Regions from separate parts of the Mus musculus genome. Here region 2 is linked to region 1. The links are chromatin loops, found by intact Hi-C in ENCODE. Cell type or tissue: heart. All regions are shown on one strand.

The links. Peaks named below come from ENCODE experiments on the same cell type or tissue, not always from the same donor. Only the 100,000 strongest peaks of a DNase experiment are listed, where the experiment ranks them.
Region 2: a loop joins it to region 1, with 2.2 times the contacts of the local background. A loop is called at or near these places in 2 of 42 quality-filtered maps.

What each region holds. Positions count from the first base shown.
Region 1 is chr12:30,036,940-30,041,939 of GRCm38, reverse strand. No RefSeq gene overlaps it. Among named protein-coding and RNA genes, the nearest start is that of Gm15691, 20 kb to the left of the region's middle. In heart, CTCF peaks have their summits at 1,317, 1,550 (motif pointing right) and 2,257 (motif pointing left); a DNase peak (open chromatin) is centred at 2,189.
Region 2 is chr12:29,977,662-29,982,661 of GRCm38, reverse strand. Pxdn (peroxidasin) reads right to left here. Exons shown (of 23, transcript NM_181395.2): 4 at 3,351-3,422; 5 at 297-368. Among named protein-coding and RNA genes, the nearest start is that of Pxdn, 42 kb to the right of the region's middle. In heart, no CTCF peak of the experiment used is centred here; DNase peaks (open chromatin) are centred at 603 and 2,429.

The DNA of each region.
Region 1 (5,000 bases):
AACAACAAACCAGGTCTTCTTTGCGAAGTGTATTAGCTCAGACCCAAGACCAATATTGGCCAACCAGAAGGAAAGGGCGCCCCGGGTGTCTAACATGGACATTACATACTTCTGCTACTCAGTAGAGCACTAACATGCATCATGACCAACAGCAGACAGGAAGACCTTCCCAAAATACTCTTCTCAAATGTTTTCTCTGTCTTTATATTTTTCTCTTGTATGGGTGTTTTGCCTGCTTGTATGTGCATGTCTGGTCAGAAGAGGATTGGAGTGACCCATGGTTGTGCATCCTCATGTAGGTCCTGAGAATAGAACCTGGGACCTATGGGAAAGCAGCCAGGACTCTTAACCACTGAGCCATCTGTCTAGCTCCCTGAATGGATGCAACTGGAAATAATCATATTCATAAGTCTCAAAAAGACAAGTAGTGTATCTTTTCTCTCATTTGTGGGTTTCAGGATTTATAAATTCATAAAGTCCCATATGTACAGATGACATGAAAATAGAAGAAAAACAGTATAGGGGATCCGAGAGAATTAATGGAGGCGGCTGAGAAAGAGGATGTAGCAGGGTATCAGGAATAGCTCAAAATACATATTAAGCTGCGTGATGATAGCCTTGGGTAACTCAGTATAATACACATTTAAGGAACTGTTAGCAACTATGTAGGGTGTGCTCAGCATCTAACACACTCTCACCATTGCAGGGTCTCCCAAGTGCTCAGATTCGTTTGCAGCCTCACAAGGACTCAGTCAGCCTCCCAGCCTAGCACACTGGCTCATCAAAGCCAGCTCCACTCTTAGGGCCCTAAAGGCTCCAGGGGCCATTATGCTGGGTTGAGTGCAAGTTGTTGTACGAGTTGGATTTGTCATGAAAAAGATTCCCCTGGCACACAGGAAGGGCAGTCCCTACCCTCTCTGCTTTGCAGTAACTGATCTGGGGCAGCTATGCTCTTCAAGGGTCCTTGACAACACCAAACAAGCAAGTTTGTTTCTAAGAGACTCCTTTTCTTTCATCTGTAACCTCCGGAGAGGGCTAGAATTCTCTGCTTCACCTCAATGCTGTGGTTGACACTCACTACCTGGCTTGCTTGTTTCTTATTTATCTGCAAAGGGGAAAGACAACTGTCTGGGTCCTTGTAGCACATTTCCAACTCCAAACTTGAACCACATCCATCTCCTACTGTGTGCTGGGCTGAACTCTGACCAAAGCCACCTCCTACTGTGTGCTGAGCATGTCTTTGTTTGATGTCTTCTGGTATTTCCTCAAAGACCCAGTATTATTCCTTAGAGGGGTTCTGAGCCAGCTGTGGGGTTAGGAACATCAGGCACATAGCAGCCAAAGACATAGCTGTGTTTAACCTGGCCCCTCCAGATGCCAAATTTATATGCTTGGCTGCTTCTCCAACTCCATTTCCTTCCCTTTGTCCCACATTTCACCCTCCCCACCCCAGCCCCCCCCCCCAAAGATTTATTGTATGAGTGTTCTAGCTGCATGTATACCTGCATGCCAGAAGAGGGCAGCAGATCCCGTTATAGATGGTCGTGAGCCACCTTGTGGTTGCTGGGAATTGAATTCTGGAAGACCAGCCACTCTCCAGCCTCTCCTATCTCTTTCTCAAACAAGTTCTCCCAAGTCCCTCTGAATGAGTTCTAGTTAGTGGGCTAATACGGCCCCACCACTTCACAAGGAAGCACTCCCCAGCTTAGCCTCCTCCAAATCCTATAAATCAAGAGCTTCGTTTCCTTAAACAAAATGTCTTGTAGCTACATTGAGACATACTGAGGGACCAGGAACCCAACAAACCAGGCTCTTCTGTTAACTGGCTGCTGCTGCAGTTTGGTGGGTCCTGATTTTTGTAAATAGTCATGTATTCTTTTCCTCCTGTTTACAGGGCTAAGCAGACCAGGATGCCTTCTGCCCTGGTGGACTTAGTTCTGGTGGACTTTCCTTCTTCTTTTAGGAGAGCACTGGCCTGTACATCAAAAAATTCACAAAGAGGAGCGCTGTCATGATTCCTCCACTCTCCAGACACAGGAAGCACCACATTACAGCACAGTTTTCAGTTTGGTTTTCCTTCCCAGGCCTCGCTGCTGAAACACAGCTGTTAAAGATCAGGGTTAACTCCAGGATCCTCTTCATCGGTGGCCAGCCCTCCAGTCCCTCCTGCCTTGGCAGAGCAGGCCTTTACAGCACAAATGAGTGCCACCCTCTTACCAGGTAGGACTCTGAGCATATGCTGCCACCTTGTGGAACACCAAAGGCAGAGCAGGCTCCACTCTGTCAGGGAAGCAGGGTTACCTACTCTGAAATCTGTGTCCCTTGCTGTATGGGATAAAAAAGACTGAAGGTGTCAGCTCCCTCACCCACGAATACAGCCAAAGTTTTCTCCAGCTGTGAGTCAGCCTGTTGTTGGATCCCCTGGCCTGTATCCTGTCCCCCTCTATCCTGATGGAGATGATGCATCTGGGGCTCTTCTGCCAAGGGCTTTCTCACTGTTGGAGCAGCAGGGGCTGAAGTTAAGAGAAAAGGTGAGGATTTCTATGCATCCTGTTCCCATGATGGAAACAGCACCATGGATGATCCCAGATGCTCTCCCTCCCACCGACACCCATCTTAGGACATCTGCAAGGTCTTTAGCTTTACCCACATCTCTTCTTTCAGAGACCAGGTAGCACACAGGCAATCCTGAGCAAGGCAGACTTTGATCACCTGTGCCTCTGGTTCTGCTCTGCTGTTCCTCCGCCCTGTGCCTGTGCAGAAAAACCACACACACACACACACACACACACACACACACACACACACACACACTAAAGCAATATCGTCTCTCTGTCTCTTTGGAAAGGTCTTCTTTTCCTATGCTCCCTGCCTCCCTCATCCCAGGTGTCTGTAGATGTAACATCTGGTGCAGATGATGGAAAGCAGATGGATGCTCAGAGAGTGTGCTCCCCCATGCTTCTAGGTCTCTTCCCAGAGAAAGCCTTTTTTAGGCCTATTTCACACACAGCAAGGAATACTTCAATAACCTCTTGGGGAAGTCTACTATCTTCTCTTCATCTCTGTCTCTGATCTGATCTTTCCTTGCCAACCTCCAAAGATATACACCCTGGATACGGCATCCTGGGGACTGATCATCCTAGCACCTGGGAGAGACCCAGGCAGCAGAGACATTGAGGAAACTGAGGGCCACAACATTTGCTTTCACAAACAACAGCCCAGGCTGAAGAATCGTTCTACAGATAGATTTCCATGTTAGCCAGCCTCTAGCTTAGCCAGAGTTACTGTCACTGTGATGAAACACCATGACCAAAGTAACTTGAGGAGGAAAGGGTTTATTCAGCTTATATTTCCCCATCAAAGTTTATCATCAAAGGACATCAAAACAGGAACCCAAACAGGGCAGGAATCTGGAGCCTGGAGTGATGCAGAGGCCATGAAAGAGTGAGTGATACTTACTGGCTTGCTCCTTGTGGGTTTTTCCAGTCTGATTTCGTATAGAACTCAGAACCACCAGTTCGGGATGGTACCACCTACAATGGGCTGTGCCCTCCTCACCAATCACTAATTAGGGAAATGCCCTAACAGGCTTGCCTGCAACCTGATCTTATAAAGGCATTTTCTTAATTGAGGCTCCCCTCCCCCTCAGATGACTTTGGCTTATGTCGAGTAGACTTAAAAATATCCATCACAGACTTTTGATCTATAAGGTCCCTCTCTGGCCCTGAGCTGGGGCTTGGACCCTCCCCCATGGATAGGCTAGCCCCCACATTCCATGTAATCTTGGGGATTTGGGTAAACATTGGAAAAGTGTTTCTCTTCTGGAACTCTGGCCCTTGCTTTACAGAGCTTCCAGCAGCTCTTGACTTCAGCAGACCTCTGGTGGTCTGGGCATGGCCACTCCCACTAGTAGGAGCCTGAATGTCAACAGAAAGAGTGCCAGGCTGGTACAGCTGTGCAATAACAGCAAGTCTAGTGGAGAAAACCATGAGGCTGCCAGCCTGAGTGTCCTTGGTGGGTGAGCTCCGCACAGCCCAGAGCTGTGTCTAAGAAGCTATTAGCATTCAGTTATGGCCATGGGAGCTTTCCTCATAAATCGAGGTTCACCAGCACACCACCAGGAACCACATTCCAAACCTTCAAGTAAACAACACACCTCACATTTGAGTCAATATGAACATGGCTTTTCGAGTTTCTTCTGCTAACCGCGGAATGGATTAGCACAGTCCTCCCAGGACCAGGCTTTCCACTGAGGTGTTTGTGGAGAGGCCAAGTAGCTGAGTAGCTATCAGGAGGACAGTCCATCTGCAGAGCAGCAGGACAGACAGCTCATCATGCCATTTCTCCTCCCCATCTCCCAGGGTCTCCACCATGCCAAGCTCCATAGGAAAGCTATGCTTCAGGGACAGGCAGAGGGGTCCCTGGACATCAAAACATGTAGAGAATGACCATAAAGGAAAACCCCATGATGAGAAACACTCTCCTCTAGGCAAACCATTACCGTCTTCAAGGTTTGGTGCAGAACGCAGCCCAGAGCTGTTCACTTCAGTTGAACCTAAACTTTAAAGTGTCTCTTTTGACATTTCAAGGAGGTATCAGTTTTAGGAAGACACCATCCCAGGCCTTGTCCCTGCAGAGACATGGAACAAGGCCAACCCTCCCTGGCCCCAGATCCTGCCTACTGGGCAAATAAAGCTCCAGGTTACTACAGGAAGCCAAGAATACAGACTCCCCTGGAAAGTAAAGGCAGGCCACTGGCATGTGTGAGCGCCTTTTCTGCCTCCCTGCCTTAGTTGGGCCAGGCATTTCACTAAGCGCCTCACTTAACTCCACCAGGATATTCTGAAAGGATGCTAGGTCCTCCCAAATTAGCTGGGAGCCTCATTAATACCCAGCCTCCATGCTTACCACCCCATTGTTCAGGGGTACCCACTTCATCTGTGGGACAGCTGTGACCACAGTGTCTCAGCCTTCTTTGGCACCTCTCCCTGGAAAGTACC
Region 2 (5,000 bases), 59 kb after region 1:
TCAACAACAATAACATCCTAAACATATGAAAATGAGCCCAAGAGATCCAACATCTTATTAGCTGTATTTATTTAATGAGTGGATTTGACAGCTATGTGCTTTGGTTCAAGAAATAATCATATTTCTTTGCTATTTTACTACCATTCAAAGACATAAAATATTGAGTCCCACTTCTGATGATTGGCCAAGAGTTGGATTTTACACCGAAGCATCATGGAAGTGTTAAGCTGATGTTCACTGTTCAGGCAGCAGGAGCTAGGGCCCAACTACAGATTAAAGAAGGAAGCAGGACTCACAGTCTCTCCAGCTTTGGCAGGTGCTGGAAGGATTCAGGGTCCAGCGTTTCTATCTGATTAAAGTGCAGGTACCTAGGGGATAAAACAGCCACACAATGTGAATGACTTACCGACCTTTGCCAACCCAGATTTTGGGCTCCAAAGTTTTCCCGCACTTCGTATCCACATACCACTAGGTACCTCCCTGTGCTCTGCCCGGTGTATGGAGGCAAGAAGACACAAGTGAGAGCAGGCAGGCTGCCTTGTACTTGGATGACCCACAGGCAATAAATACCTCAGGACTTAAGCCCTGGGTCTCCAGGAACCCAAGTGATGGTGGCCCAGACACTTCACAATAATCTATAAAATACCCAGTGAGAGATAACAAGGAAAAACCAAAAGCAGCCCAGCAGACAGGACCACTGTCCGTGTGCCATCCACAGCACCCCTGCACTTGAAACTGTCAAAGCTTCCATGTGACACTAAGAATGCTGTAGATACAAAACCAGGCACCCAGGCAGGAGATAAGCAGCTCTAAGTCATATGAGGCGATGGACTTCCCAGAGCTCCTCTGGTCATACTGAATACCCAGAGGCCATATGGCTTCCTATTTAAGATGTCGCCTTAGTTCAAACAATTTACAATTTGGAATGTAGCTAATTTCATTCTCCTGGGTGCTAGTTTGCTGTTTTTGAATCATGGGTACTTTTTTTTTATTCAAGACAACATCAATCAAGTTCTTATTCACTGGCCTAGAGAGAAGGCTCCACTCAGGTGGCCATGGTAACAGATGCTCTTATTCAATGAAGGGCCAAAGACAGAAACAAGCAGCAGAAACAACATACAGTCTTCATCACCATAACTCCATATAAAGCCTTGTTGTTCTTCAAATCCATTTACATTAACTCTGAGATTAATTAACTGTTACTCCTGGGTCCCTATATGGGCTTCATTCCCTGGCAACTCTCTGGGCAGAACCAGTCCAGAGCCTCCTAATCTCAGAGGGCCGCAGTCCACGCCCACCTGTCCTTCCTCAGACACACAGTACCATGGTCTCCATGACCATCCTTGGGTGCAGGTTTGTAACCCTCGCTCCCTATATGACAAAGTGTTTACAAGACAAGAAAAGAGCACCAATGTCAGTGACTGCCCCAGTACATCATCTGATCCAAGGACATCAAAGGAGACAGGGGCAAAGAGACATCCTTACTCCCCATGAGGTGTGGTGTGTGCTAGGCAGCGTAGGCCAACACGCATATTCCTCTGGTCCCCAGGCCCTATGGCTCACATAAACCATCAACACTGGGGGGCTTCTGGGAAGTCTCTGGTTAAACCTAAGTCCTGATCTAAACTGGAAGAACAAGAGGGAACAAAGACAGATATTCAAGAGCCCTACAAGGACAGGCATCACGGTTTGTGTTCAAAGCCCTTTAGCCTGCAGTGAAGTTTGAACAGGTGGGTCTTAGACATCCTTCCCCGAGAAGCATCGAGGGCAGTGGCTTTCAGGGTTTGTAGAACTCTGGACTGTTGGGGCTCCAGATAGATTCTGGGCACCATTACCCTTCTCTGGGTGTCTGAGAAAACTGGAGCACAGGGAGGGACTCCTCATGTTACATGGACTATCTTTGCTGAATCAGCTACTAACTCTGGAGCTGACAAGGGCCCCCTGAGGAGTGCTGCCCCTGGGCTCTTCATTCAGGACTTCATGGCTTCCCAATTCCCACAGACCCAGCTGAGTGTTAAGAACATGCATCTTCTACAGGAGAGGGTAGAGAGACCCTGAAGCAGAGGCAGTTGAAACTCTCTTTTCCCAATAACAGACCCTGCACAAGCATCAGAGAGAGCCTGAGGCCTGAGGCCTTTTTGACACACTGACCTGAACCATTCATCCCACCTGGAAGCGGTTATCCCCCAGTCTCACTACAGCATTCAATTCTCAGAAAGAAAGCCATACCCCAGCTGCAGCATCCTGTCTCTCCTCGCCTAAGGTTTTTCTAAACTCCCTTATGACTCAGGATCCCGCTCCCTGTCACCGATGAGCAGAAAGCCCCGCTGGCTATGGAAACCACTCAAGTCCTCTTGCTCCTAATTCCTCCTGGCTGGGCTCCTTCAGTGGCCTCACTGCCAGGTTAGTGCTGTCTGCATGAAAACAGAGCACGTCCTCTGCAATCTCCCACATCTGTAAAGCCTCGAGATAGTTCCAAGAGCTTTTGCAATAACCTGGATTCCCCGTTTCATCTGTCTGAAGCAGTTTACGCAGAGACTCAAAATGTGGGATATAGATGTACCATGTGGGCTGCTGCACTCCATGGCCCTACCTGCTGCTGCCCTGACCCATCTGTGCCAGTCCTCCAGTCTTAACACAGGAAGAGACGCACAGGCCTCAAGTGCAAGGCTACTCTGGCCGTAAACTAACAGTTGTTTTCCATCAGTGAAACTGCTAACCCAAGATAGCCTGAAATCCCACAAGGATTGCCTCAGCTTACTGAGTGAAAGGTTACCCAGTAAGGCACATAAACCAGAAGACCCCCATAATCTTACTAGAACTTTATGCCTAAGAAAAAGACCCCATGATGACTGACTTCATAACAAGGTCTAGTTCATATGCTTTAGAAAGACAGCATTTTGGCACACTCAACACCCACTTGCTAGAACTACAAGGGGACAAGGCTTCTGCTCTCCAAAACAATGAACCCTATGATTGAAACTGCACGTGTCCCATGCTGGATGCTCCTATCATGATAGCCTATCTGTCTCCTGCTTGTTTACACGTCTGTCTCTACCACCACGTGAACACCAAAGTTCTTACTGTTAGACAGGAAAGCAAGTTCCGTCCCTGCTCCTGATGTGATGGGTGGAGGGTCAGGGTCTGATGCATAGAAGAAACACAGCAATGTCTGCTCTTGGGTGGGCGCAGGGGAGCAAGGTGGGAGAGGTGGGTGAAAAACGCCCCACTGATGCTTCTCCTCGTCATGCATACCCTCCCTGCACCCCAGAAAGTACAGACATGCATCATGCAACCAGTCATCTCTCCCTGTGGGAGGCAATAAGGCAGACGGCATGGAGGACACTTACAGTTGCTCTAGAGAGGCAAGTCCCTTAAATGCTTGCCTGTCAATTGATTGGATCTCATTCTTGTACAAATAGCTGAAACAAGAAACATGGAGGAGTATTAGGCACACACACGAGCTCTCAACTCCAGGCGGGAAGAACTGAGTTGACGCAATGGAGAACAGTTTAAAATCAATGACTGCATGATGGTATAAAGGAAACATCACACTGTGGGTACCAGGCCACTCTCGATGGTCACTTCTCTTACACCTCAAGGACCAAAGGATTCTCCTACTGGGACTACTAGAGTCCTGGCATCTGCTTCAAAGCCCGGGAAGAGAAAATGACTCCCATACACAAGTAAAAGGCATTGACTGTAAGATCATAACCAGCACTTTCTACTACAAAGGCACACCAGCACAGCTCACAAAAAGCAGGCTGTCTGAAAATGTCTTGAATGTCTCTCCCACCCAGAACCCCATTCTTTATACTGGAAAGCAGACATGATGCTTTCCAAGGGTCTGTTTAGAAATGGCCTGCAATCTAAGAAAGGGGCTTTCCATTTTTCAATGGTTGAAATTAAAACAATCAATAATCGAATTCCAAGACAAGTAAGCACTGCAATGAAGTGACCTTCATCAACAGTGTGGGAGCAGTATATGTGCTAGAGCTACCTCAGTGTCACATCTCGGCATGCTGACATGCCAGTTCCGCACTACACCTCATAACCCAATCTTCAGCAGCCACACTGAGTAAGAAGAGATGGCGCCCTCTCTGGGACTGGTGTGTCTGCACTATACTTTATTGAAACTGGTTTGTTTTCCTCGGTGACACAGGCAGAAGGACAAGTCAAACAGCAAGCTTCTCCCATGATTCCCTGTCACGTGAAAACTTAAGACTTCAAGCCAATGGCTCAGCATCTAGCACAACTACCTGTTTCTATAAAATGTGTGTGTGTGCGTGCCTGTGCGTGCTGTGTGTTGTATGATGAAACTAGAAAGGATGTCATAGGAGCAGAATATGACACCTTAAGGGAGGAGAGAAGTAGAGGTGGAAATGAATACGGGTAATAAAGCGCAGCAGAGAACCAGCTGGAAAAGAGCCACGCTGAGGGCAAGGGAGTCTGGGAACAAATGAGAAAGTATAATGACACACAGTTATGAAGATGTCATAATAAAACCAAGTACTTTGTGTGCTAACGTTAATACAAATTTTAAAAAAATTAAAATAAAAAAAGACATGGATGTCAACTAACAAGATGATGTGTAAGAAAAAGGAAACAAACAAACAAACAAGACAGTATTCTTTGCCTTAATTCTTGTGGTATGACACCCAGGATCAGATCACTCACTGTACTCCCTGCTGTCTGTCTGTACAAGGTCCTACCTACTTCATGGCGCCAGAAGTGCTCTCTTTAATTGCTGCAACCCACCAAAGATGCTCTTGCCTTTTCCCTCTGTGCAAATCAAGAAAGTGGTCCTCAAAGAACCACAAACCTTAACACAAACCATCCAGGACCTGTCCATCCCCATCAATAGCCCAGCATCTAGAACAAAAGCCACACGGGCATTGGTCCTCCAGGCTGCTTGAAAGCATGAAGCGATAGTAAAAACTCAATCTTTATGCACCCTGGATTCTTAAATAGAACCATAGAGTTAATTATGCACACGGCTC